Regions from separate parts of the Homo sapiens genome. Here region 1 is linked to region 2. Evidence: chromatin contacts called from ENCODE Hi-C or POLR2A ChIA-PET data. All regions are on one chromosome and are shown on one strand. Each heading gives the region's core, a stretch centred on a gene start or an enhancer-like site at or near the end of the contact. The rest is flanking DNA. Distances are from core to core; before and after follow the strand shown.

Evidence for each region. Hi-C counts contacts between places; a loop is a spot of excess contacts on that map. ChIA-PET counts read pairs that join two places held with the same protein, here RNA polymerase II (POLR2A). Pooled maps may share reads with other maps.
Region 1: a loop to region 2 is called in a map of K562, with 14 times the contacts of the local background. The contact joins the promoter of REL here to the promoter of FANCL in region 2. A Hi-C loop is called at or near these places in 1 of 168 maps with a recorded cell type or tissue (K562) and 5 of 50 pooled maps. POLR2A ChIA-PET finds 5 or more read pairs at or near these places in 1 of 52 experiments (MCF 10A).

The regions. Positions count from the first base shown.
Region 1 is chr2:60,878,287-60,882,879 of GRCh38, forward strand. It overlaps REL (REL proto-oncogene, NF-kB subunit), which reads left to right and starts at 3,288. Exons shown (of 10, transcript NM_001291746.2): 1 at 3,288-3,564. The coding sequence starts at 3,555. REL-DT (REL divergent transcript) reads right to left here and starts at 3,028. Exons shown (of 3, transcript NR_033980.1): 1 at 2,946-3,028. RefSeq lists a silencer at 2,883-3,422 and an enhancer at 3,031-3,700.
Region 2 is chr2:58,239,053-58,244,154 of GRCh38, forward strand. It overlaps FANCL (FA complementation group L), which reads right to left and starts at 2,273. Exons shown (of 14, transcript NM_018062.4): 1 at 2,166-2,273. The coding sequence starts at 2,261. RefSeq lists a silencer at 1,871-1,920 and an enhancer at 2,461-2,620.

The DNA.
Region 1 (4,593 bases), core at 2,038-4,537, 2.6 Mb after region 2:
AGTTCTAAAGGTTCTAAAGGTTCTCTGCCCTTTCAGATCAGTGCCCACTGTTTTATAACATATATTTGTAACATCCCCTTTAGTAGGTTGAAGTGAAATTCATAATCTACCTTACATGAATATTTTCAAATAAATAAAAATTATGTTCTAACAGCAATATCAAGAATTAAAAAGAAAGCAATTTCTAGGAAAATAATATCGACTACAGTATGTAAATGCTTGGGCATAACTACATCAAAAGACATAATGGGGCCAGATGCAGTGGCTCATGCCTATAATCCCGGCACTTTGGGAGGCTGAGGCGGGAAGATCATTTGAGCCCAGGAGTTCGAGACCAGCCTGGGCAACATAGCAAGACCCCGTCTCTTAAAAAAAAAAGACATAATGGGTTGGGTGTGGTAGCACGGGCATGTAGTCCCAGCTGTTTGGGAGGATGAGGTAGGAGGATAGCTTGAGCCCAGGAGGTGGAGGCTGCAGTGAGCTGTGTTCATGCCAGTGCATTCCAGCCTTGGTGACAGAGCAAGACCCTGTCTCCAAAAAAAAAAAAAAGACATAATGAAGTTGCCAGATGTTTGTACTTGTACCTAGAATCAGTGTGAATGCAAGTGCTGCAAATGCAGCCTGATACTACTGTGGTTTTTTGTTTGTTTGTTTTCTGAGACACAGTCTTGCTCTGTCATCCAGGCTAGAATGCAATGGTGTGATCTCGGCTCACTGCAACCTCCACCTCCCCAGTTCTAGCGATTCTCGTGCCTCAGCCTCTCAAGTAGCTGGGATTACAGGAGCACACCACTACGCCCAGCTAATTTTTGTATTTTTAGTAGCGACAGGGTTTCACCATGTTGCCCAGGCTGGTGTTGAACTCCTGACCTCAGGTAATCCACCCGCCTCGGCCTCCCAAAGTTCTGGGATTACAGGTGTGAGCCACCACAGCTGGCATACTGTGTTGTATTGATGAGCTGTCAGAGTTACAATTTTCCAACTTTTAAAACATTTTTTAATAAAAGTCTGCCCTCAATTTATACAATATTTGCATTCCTGGGAAATTCAGTATATATTAAAAACCATACAAAAATATTTTATATCTATATATGAAAGGGAGTTGTGTTCTAACCATATATTATTAAAATAGGCATTTCAACTACATGAAAGTGAATGTTTGATGAGACGTTTGAAGGTCATGAGGATGAGGGACAATTCTTGACTGTGCTCTTTCCTATCTCAAGGACCTGCTGCCTGCTGTTCCCCCAGCTGGAATGTTCTTTCCCTGAATCTCCCTGTGAATGGCCTTTTTTTTTTTTTTTTTTTTTTTCTGAGACGGAGTCTCGCTCTGTCGCCCAGGCTGGAGTGCAAGTGGCATGATCTCGGCTCACCGCAACCTCCGCCTCCCAGGTTCAAGCAATTCTCTACCTCAGCCTCCTGAGTAGCTGGGGTTACAGGCGCCCGCCACCACGCCTGGCTAATTTTTGTATTTTTAGTAGAGACGGGGTTTCACCATCTTGGCCAGACTGGTCTTGAACTCCCAACCTCGTGATCCACTTGCCTCAGCCTCCCAAAGTGCTGGGATTACAGGCATGAGCCACTGCGCCTGGCCGGCTCTTTCTTAAACTGAGGACTCAGCTCAAATGTCACCTCCTCAGAACTTTCCTCTCCCCCAGTCACTTTTCATTTTGAAATTCCTTCAGAGAACTGAAAATGTTTTCCGTCTCTTTGAAATGTATGTACATATTTTAAAAAGCTAAATAAGCCTCTTGCTAGTTTTGCGTCCTCAGAAGGTCTTTCTTGCGGGCCTCGGAGCCATCTCTTGGAAATGTGAACATCAAGGATGGTGCTCCATGTTTCTGTCTCTAGGAGGGTTTAAGCCTTGGCTCTTGGTTCCAAGATAACTTCCCATTATTTTCCTTTGGATAAAGACAATTAATAGGTATGTAATGGATTGTACGTGCCTGACCATATGAAAAGGTGAGATTTCCTTTTTTTTGGTCTTTGCACTCTCTTCAGTGGATTGCCTGTGATGTGCATCATGGTACGTTTTAGTACATATCCAATAATAAAACTGTTTCATTCTTTTGTTGTACATTGCGCATTTCGTGGAAAGAACAGTTTGGGGTTGGCAGGATATTTTAAATTATTTGCCCATATGGGTCCCCCAGTTTTGGGCACTTGTATGGCAGGCTGATATTCCCCATTACCTCTCCGTACTAATTTTAACTAGTAAGGGACAGGGGCAAGGGCATGGAGCTTTGGAGTCAGACAACCCTGGCTTTAAACTGTGCCTTTTATCAGCATTCTGAAGTACTGTATGTTGAAGTAACTTCTCTGAACCCCGAATACTTCATCTATAAAGTTAGGAATAATAAATACGTCATAGATTAAGTATGGACATTATCTGATGCATAGCAGGTACTATTCAAATGAAGGAAACGAAGTTATCCTAGGTCCTTTAATGCACTAAATGTGTGCTCCATTTCCGCCTTTCTTGGCATCTGTGTGAAATCTCAGGATATAGTGTCCACTAAACTTCAGTGCACTGCCTAATGAGACAACGAACTCCAAGTGCGGACCTTTTGAGTTTAAACGGGTTTCAGTAGGTAAAATACGTAAAGTTCACAGTACCCTCGCAATTTAGATGGAGGAAAAAAAATCAGTCGGGGGGGGGGTCCCCGTATGCAAATACAGGAATTACAGAAGAAGACAGGACCCCCGCCGCAGCACCACTTCCCCCTACAGGGCGCAACGTCCCGCCGCTGGCGCGGGGGTGGAGATTTGCATGTGCGAAGTCGGGAAGAGGGGGAACCACCTCTCGAAAACCCCGGCCGTCGCCCTCCCAGGCCGGGAGAGTCGGCCCCGCGCGCCCCCAAAAGCTCCCCAGCGGCCGGCCCTCTCTACGTCATCCGCACCCTCCCGCCCGCTCCTGAACTTTAAACCACACTCGGAAGAACAACCTGGAGGAGGGGGATTTCTCAGGAGCCAGCGGCCTTCTCACGCTGCTAGCCGTCACCTCCCGGCTCCCGCCGTTCCCTGCGCTCCCGAAGCCCACCCCAAGCTCCCGCTCCCTCGACCCCCTCCCAAGCCAGCCGCCGCAGCAGCGCCGGGGGCGTATGCGTGGGGGCCGGCGGGGAGCGTGCGCGGGGACAGGCAGGGGCGGGGCGCTGGGGGCGGTCGCGCGCGCGGCGGCCGCGAGGTCGCCCCGCCCACGCCTCCGGGTGAGGGTTGCTGCGTCGGGCCTACGTCAGCCGCGGGAAATTCCCCTCCCGCCAGGCTGCTCGCCTCTCGGCTGGGCCAGCACTCGGCTCTCCCCGCTCCGCCCCCTGCCCCTGGCTCCCGTACGGTGGACGGCGACGCTGGGTGACCCGGGGTGCAAGAATTCAGGGGTTGGGAAGGTGTGAGCCGCAAACCCAGCGGAGGGCGGGAAGAAGGAGGAGGCCTCTAGGGTGGTCGGGGGACTGGGGGCCCCGCCGGCAGAGGTCCCTCGGCCTCCTGACTGACTGACTGCGGCCGCCTCCGGCCAGGACGCTGGGAGCTGCCTGCGGGAAGGTGCGGGGAGCGGAGCCATGGCCTCCGGTGAGTGTTCATGGGGCGCGGGCCTGGGCCGGGGGAAAGGAGCTCTTCTGAAGGGGGTCCTGCCGCAGTGAGTTTAGGGAGCTCAGTTTTTGCTGGGGCGCGTTCTGTCTTTAAAATCTCATATGGTAAAATTGTCAGCTTTTAAAAAAGTTACCTGCTTCAGGGTTTGCGTGCAGAATCCAAGCCACGCTCTGTAATTCGATCCTGTTGTCATAGCAGGAACCTTAGAAATTCCCAACGACTTGATTTTAGGATTAGGGAAGTCATAAGCGAACCAAAGGAGGACGAAGAGTTCTCATTAAAAATGTATATGTATTGAAGATGGTGGTTTTATGTTTTAGAACAGGAATGAGGAACCTTCAGACCTCGGGCAAGCTCTCTCCCCCTTTTTAGTTTAATTTCATCAAATGCAAAGAGGTGATCCCCCTTGTACTGACAGTTGTACAAAATGTGTCACGGCTTTAAAAATCATCCGTGGTATTTTAACACGAATTAGAAAATCCGTGGTATTTTAAGTGTTAATGTTGCTTCGACCAAGTGTAGGCCGGGCGCGGTGGCTCATGCCTGTATTCCCAGCACTTTGGGAGGCCGAGGCGGGTGGATAACCAGAGGTCAGGAGTTTGAGACCAGCCTGGCAAACATGGTGAAACCCCGTCTCTACTAAAAATACAAAAATCAGCGGGGCGTGGTGGCGCGCGCCTGTAATCCCAGCTACTCGGGAAGCTGAGGCAGGAGAATCGCTTGAACCTGGGAGGTGGAGGTTGCAGTGAGCCGAGATCGCGCCCCTGCACTCCAGCCTGGGCGACAGAGGGAGACCCTGTCTCTATTTAAAAAAAAAAAAAATGTAGTTTTTACTGTGAGATAAAGCTCAAGGTTCCTAATCTGACGAATAGAGACGTTGAATCCCCCTTCCTCCTCGCTGGAAATAAGGGGAAAGAGGAGTTTTAGAATATCCGAGCTTTAAAATAATGAGTAGGAATGAATACAACTTTATCACTTATGTGACTATATATTTTCCCTTAATAAATG
Region 2 (5,102 bases), core at 1,023-3,522:
TATAATGAATTGCCACTTCATAAATATAGAAATGACAAGAGTTAGAAAATCATCATTTGGCAACCGTGATAGTAATAGTCGACTCAAGCAAAAGTCAATGGACGCTAAAACCAGAGAATGTGTGTGAAAGTTTGATGCCTCAGAGTACCTCCCCAAAAGTACTTATTAATTACAAAAGGAGACTCTGACAGATGATACCTTAACCAGGTGATCAAAGTTAACATCATTAATAATGGAACCAACCAGGTAACCTCACAAGCCTTGAGAAGGACAAAACAATCTTTCTGTAGTATCCCTGCCAAAAATGCATTAGCTGAATTTAATAGTGAGGAAATATCATCCAAACCCAAATTGAGATACATTCTACCTAACAGCCAATCTGTACTCTTTAAAAATGTCTAGCTTATAAAAAACACAAACAGACTGAGAATTGTTCCAGGTTAGACATGACAACTAAATGTAATGTGGGATCTTAACAACAGATGGTAGGGGATGGGGGTATAAAACATACAACTGTATCATAAACAAAATTTGAAATATGGACTCTATCTTAGATAATAGTATATCATTAAATATCCTGATTTTAATCACTGTACTGTGGTTATGTATGAGTGTGTCCTCGTTCTTATGAAATGTATGCTCAAGTATTTAGGGATAAAGGGGAACTACGCCTGATTTGACCTCAAATGGTTCAGGAAAATAATGTGTATACACACCCACCCACATACATATACTTAACAATGATCAGTAAAATGGAGAAAATGTAAACTGGTGAATCTAGGTAAAGGGTATACTGGAATTACTTGTACTGTATATCCTTGCTACTTTTCTGTAAATTTAAAATATATACAAAATATTTTTAGACACGTAAAATGTTTAAGATTTAAATAAACTGCTAAGGCAGGTACAAATTGGAATTCTAGCTATAGCAATGGTCATAAAAGAAACTTTCATCTAATCTCAATTCTAATGGGTGTACTTGTTTCCTAAAAGGCCTTAGCAGATATAGACATACATAACAGTATTTTGCCTAAAATTAGGTATAACATGCTTCCTGTAAAAAAAAAAAAAAAAAAGTAACTTAAAATTTTTCAACTTTTCTAAATGTTGTCTACAAGAGAATCATATTTTCAGCTAGGTAATTCAAGAAGAATACTTCTAATTGGAGAGGGAAAGGTGGATTAACTTTTTTCCATATGGAATAATGAATTTTTAACCTCTACTTTCTGTGATGGTCATATGGTAATTCCACATATACTCAAAGACTATGCGTGATGGTGGGGAAGTGGGCACAAGGTTGAGTGTAATGGTCAGAAAGGAAAAGTCTACACTCCTAACCTAAGGTATCCTGGTGCAATGTAAAGAGAAAAAAATCCAGGACTGAAATCACACAGCCTGCGTTTAAGGGATTCTGATGTGATCATCAGCAAATAACGTCTCCGGTTTCCCATACCTTGATTTCTTCAACTAGAAAATGGGAATGATGATTCTTTTAAAAATTTCTGCCTCAAAGGGCTGAGGATTAAGTGAACTATTTACCTGGAAAGCGCTTTGTAAACTTCAAAACCCTACACATGTGTTAGTATGTGTAATAAACTCCATATGAGAGGCCACTGGAATCAGCAAAGTTAATTAATTCCATTGCTGTCATGCTTCTCCTAGAAGATATTGTAACTGTGGGTGTACAGGTACATACGACTTGGCAAAGGGCCAAAATAAGGTTTTCTTCCCAAATGTTCTTTCTACAGGAAACACGAAAATAATTAGCCCAGATTCCCGAGTGAACTCATCAACATCCGTGGAGGTGGAGGGTGTTAAAATCGAGTTAAGGCAAAATTTACAAAAAAAAAATTAAAAAACAGTCAATTGCGGGACACTGAACGAAGAAGGAAGCCAAACTCGGGGAAGGGCTAGGGAGAGAGGAGGCGTGGCCCCAGCCCCGCTCCACGCCGCGCGCCTCCTCGCTCCCCATCCAGCGCGGCGACCACCGGGGTGGCGGCGACAGCGGCGCTTCTCAAACCTTTAGTCTCCCAAGAGCCGTTACGCGCCGCCCCTCTCAATCCCCACAAGTCTGGGCCCCTAACCTCCTAGCCCGTCACAGACTTCTCCGCGCAGCTACGCTGCAAGAGGCTCTCTTAGCTAGAAAGCAACCACTGGGCGGGTACCTGAGCCGAGATGAATCCCTCATACACGGTTTTCGACCGGTTCTGGGGCAGAAGCAGGGGGCACTGGCGCAACAGGCTCGCTTCCGTCACCGCCATGGCTCGAAGTCCGGAGAAACACAGAAAAGCTCTAGACCTGCTGGGTCCTGCACATGCGCAGTCCGCTGGCGCTCGGACGCCGCGGAGCGGAAACCCCAGCCTTGGCGGGAAGATCCTGGAGGATTCCGCGGGCGGAAATGAAGGTGAAGCGCAGGCCAGGCCAAGTGGCGCTCTGCGGGAGGCGACATCAGGGCTCCCCAACCGGTAGTGGGAGGGAAGATTGCCCTCAAGTCCACAGGACTGACTGACCAAGATCATTCTAGCCTCAATTGTCCCAGGAGCCCTTTCGATGATTCTGTTTTACTTTATTGAAAGACTGTTACAACTTTGGTGTTGCATTTCCTCCAGAATAAAATGACTTTTACAGCCTGGACGTTGTAGCACTCTGTCTTCTTTGCTGTTGTCCTCTCTCCCTTAACATACAGAATAATGTATTATTTTGTGTATAATTATTGTAATATAATGTATAACACATTGATTATATCATATATATTACAGTTCTGTGGCTTACTAAGTTCAATCAGATATATTTGAGGCACACACATGTATACGTATATGTGTATTGATTAGACTCAAGTCAACACTGGACTCAGTTCTGTGTACGGCACTCACAAATATATAAAGCAAAACATGAGTAAAGATTGCTGATGGACTTGAACTTAATTTTCCTCTGACAGCGCTTGCAATATGTTTTTCTAACTCAGGAATGTTATCCATCCCATCTTATTAAGAGTTGATTAAATAAGAAACCTACTAAAATATTTACCATATGATTATTTGATTTTCCAATTTTCCAATTTTCCAATGCATCACGTTTGAGCCCTACTATTTGAAAAACATCATTGTAATGTGCCAAAGGTTGAGCAAAGATTATTTCGTCCCCTACCCATCTTTATTGACCTCAAGACAGAATTTGACATCCTGAAGATTCTTAAAGTTTGACAAGAATTTGTCACAGCATTCTGGATGCTTACAGAAAAGAATGCTGGAGCAGTGGTTAGATATAAATTACATTAAAGCAGTGGTTCTCAAAACGTGATCCTAGAACCTAGCAACAGCATCACCTGGGAACTATGTAGAAATACAAGTTTTCACCGCTGATGGGGTTCAGGATATGCTACCCCAAAATATGGCCCCTTGACATTTGAGAAAACAACAAAACCTAAGATCACTCTCTGACCTTCTCCCATCCTTCTTCCCTGAGGCGGGTCATTGGATCCTCAATCCAGAGGTGCTCTTCCTATACCCACAGGAAAGAAATATCCTTATCTCTAAAGAAACGGAGACATAGAAAAGAATCTGAACAAAAAGACCTTTGACAACTTACCCCAGTTTATTACCATTAGACCATGCTTTGTCCAACCGTACTTCCCCACAACTGTCCACTGTTCCTTCTAAAAATGCACAGGTTTTCCTGTTTCTTTGGGCTTCATCTCTGAAGGCTCCCATGCCACATAAAACTTAAATAAATTTGCACGCTTTTCTCTTATTAATCTGTCTTTTCTTATAAGGGACTCAAACAGGAATCTAGCAACAGGAAAGAAAGATGTTTCTCATTCCCTACAGGCCCCTATTTCAAACCTCGGGAATCCCAAACACTGGCAATAGGGCTCAGCAGTCTGCGTTTTAACAAGCTCTCCAGGTGATTCTGATGCATGCTAAGGTTTGAGGATCTCTGCAGGGGCAGGACATAACACCTGCTTTATTTTGCAACTCGGTAATTAAGGACGGCCATGCTACATGTTTTCCTATAAGAATAAAGTAGAGGCTGTGCAAAAGTGGGATCAACACAAAGATTAAGAGAACATATAGTCCCTTACTTCAAGCACTTTATAATTTATCTGTGAATTAAGATCTTTATTGTATCCAGTATGTTAAACTTCCCCACCACCACACTTTCCCCCATGGAACTTCTACCCTTTCTTTAAAGTTCTTCTCAAGTGCTATGTCTTTTTGGAAAGCTTTTTTAATCTTCTGAAAATTATTGCTCTCCCTAATCATTTAGCATATTTCCTGCTGCATCGTAGGTGCTAATAAATTATTTACTAAATATCTTAATTTGGGTTGTTATAGCAGAATACCATAAACTGGATAGGTAATCCGCAGAAATTAATTATTTCTTAGTTATGGAGGCTGAGAAGTCCAAAATCAAGACGCAAGGACAAGATTTGGTGTCTGGTGAGGAGTCACTTCCTGGAACACAGTCTTTTGGCTGTGACCTTACATCACATTCACCTTTACTATTGATACACTGGACAGTGTGACCACTTGCCAAAAGCAGTTGGCTCCTTGATTCGGAATCCCCATAATTAGGTAACTAGACTTAAAGATTTCCAGCACGTTTATTGCTAATTTATCATCTTAGATTTTAAAGAAAAGACATCCAAGTCACTGTTATGATAGTTGAACTTGTAAATGAGCATTCCTTATCAATAAAATCTATAATTGAAGAAATCCAATGACCAAGGAACAAGGTAAGATACCATATAAAAACTTTTTAATTCAATTACTCGACTATTATCCTTAGGTGTTCAAGACTGAAAGTTGGATACTCACTACCATCATCAATTCATACGTGGTTGTGCTGGAACCATTTATATATAGCCCAGTTGAAGTCAGCCACCCCAAAATCCAAAAAAAAAAAAAACAAAAATGCTCAATATGTTTAAAGATCAGAAAGCCAAGGAACTACTTCTACCACCATCAGCATGATTTCAATTTTGGAATCACTCTGACAAACTGCACAAAGATCCTCATTAAAGTTCAAGTTCCACCAGGTATCCTAGGCAGGATTTCATTTATATACTTTGCCACAAAAATTACTACTATTTAAATGCTATT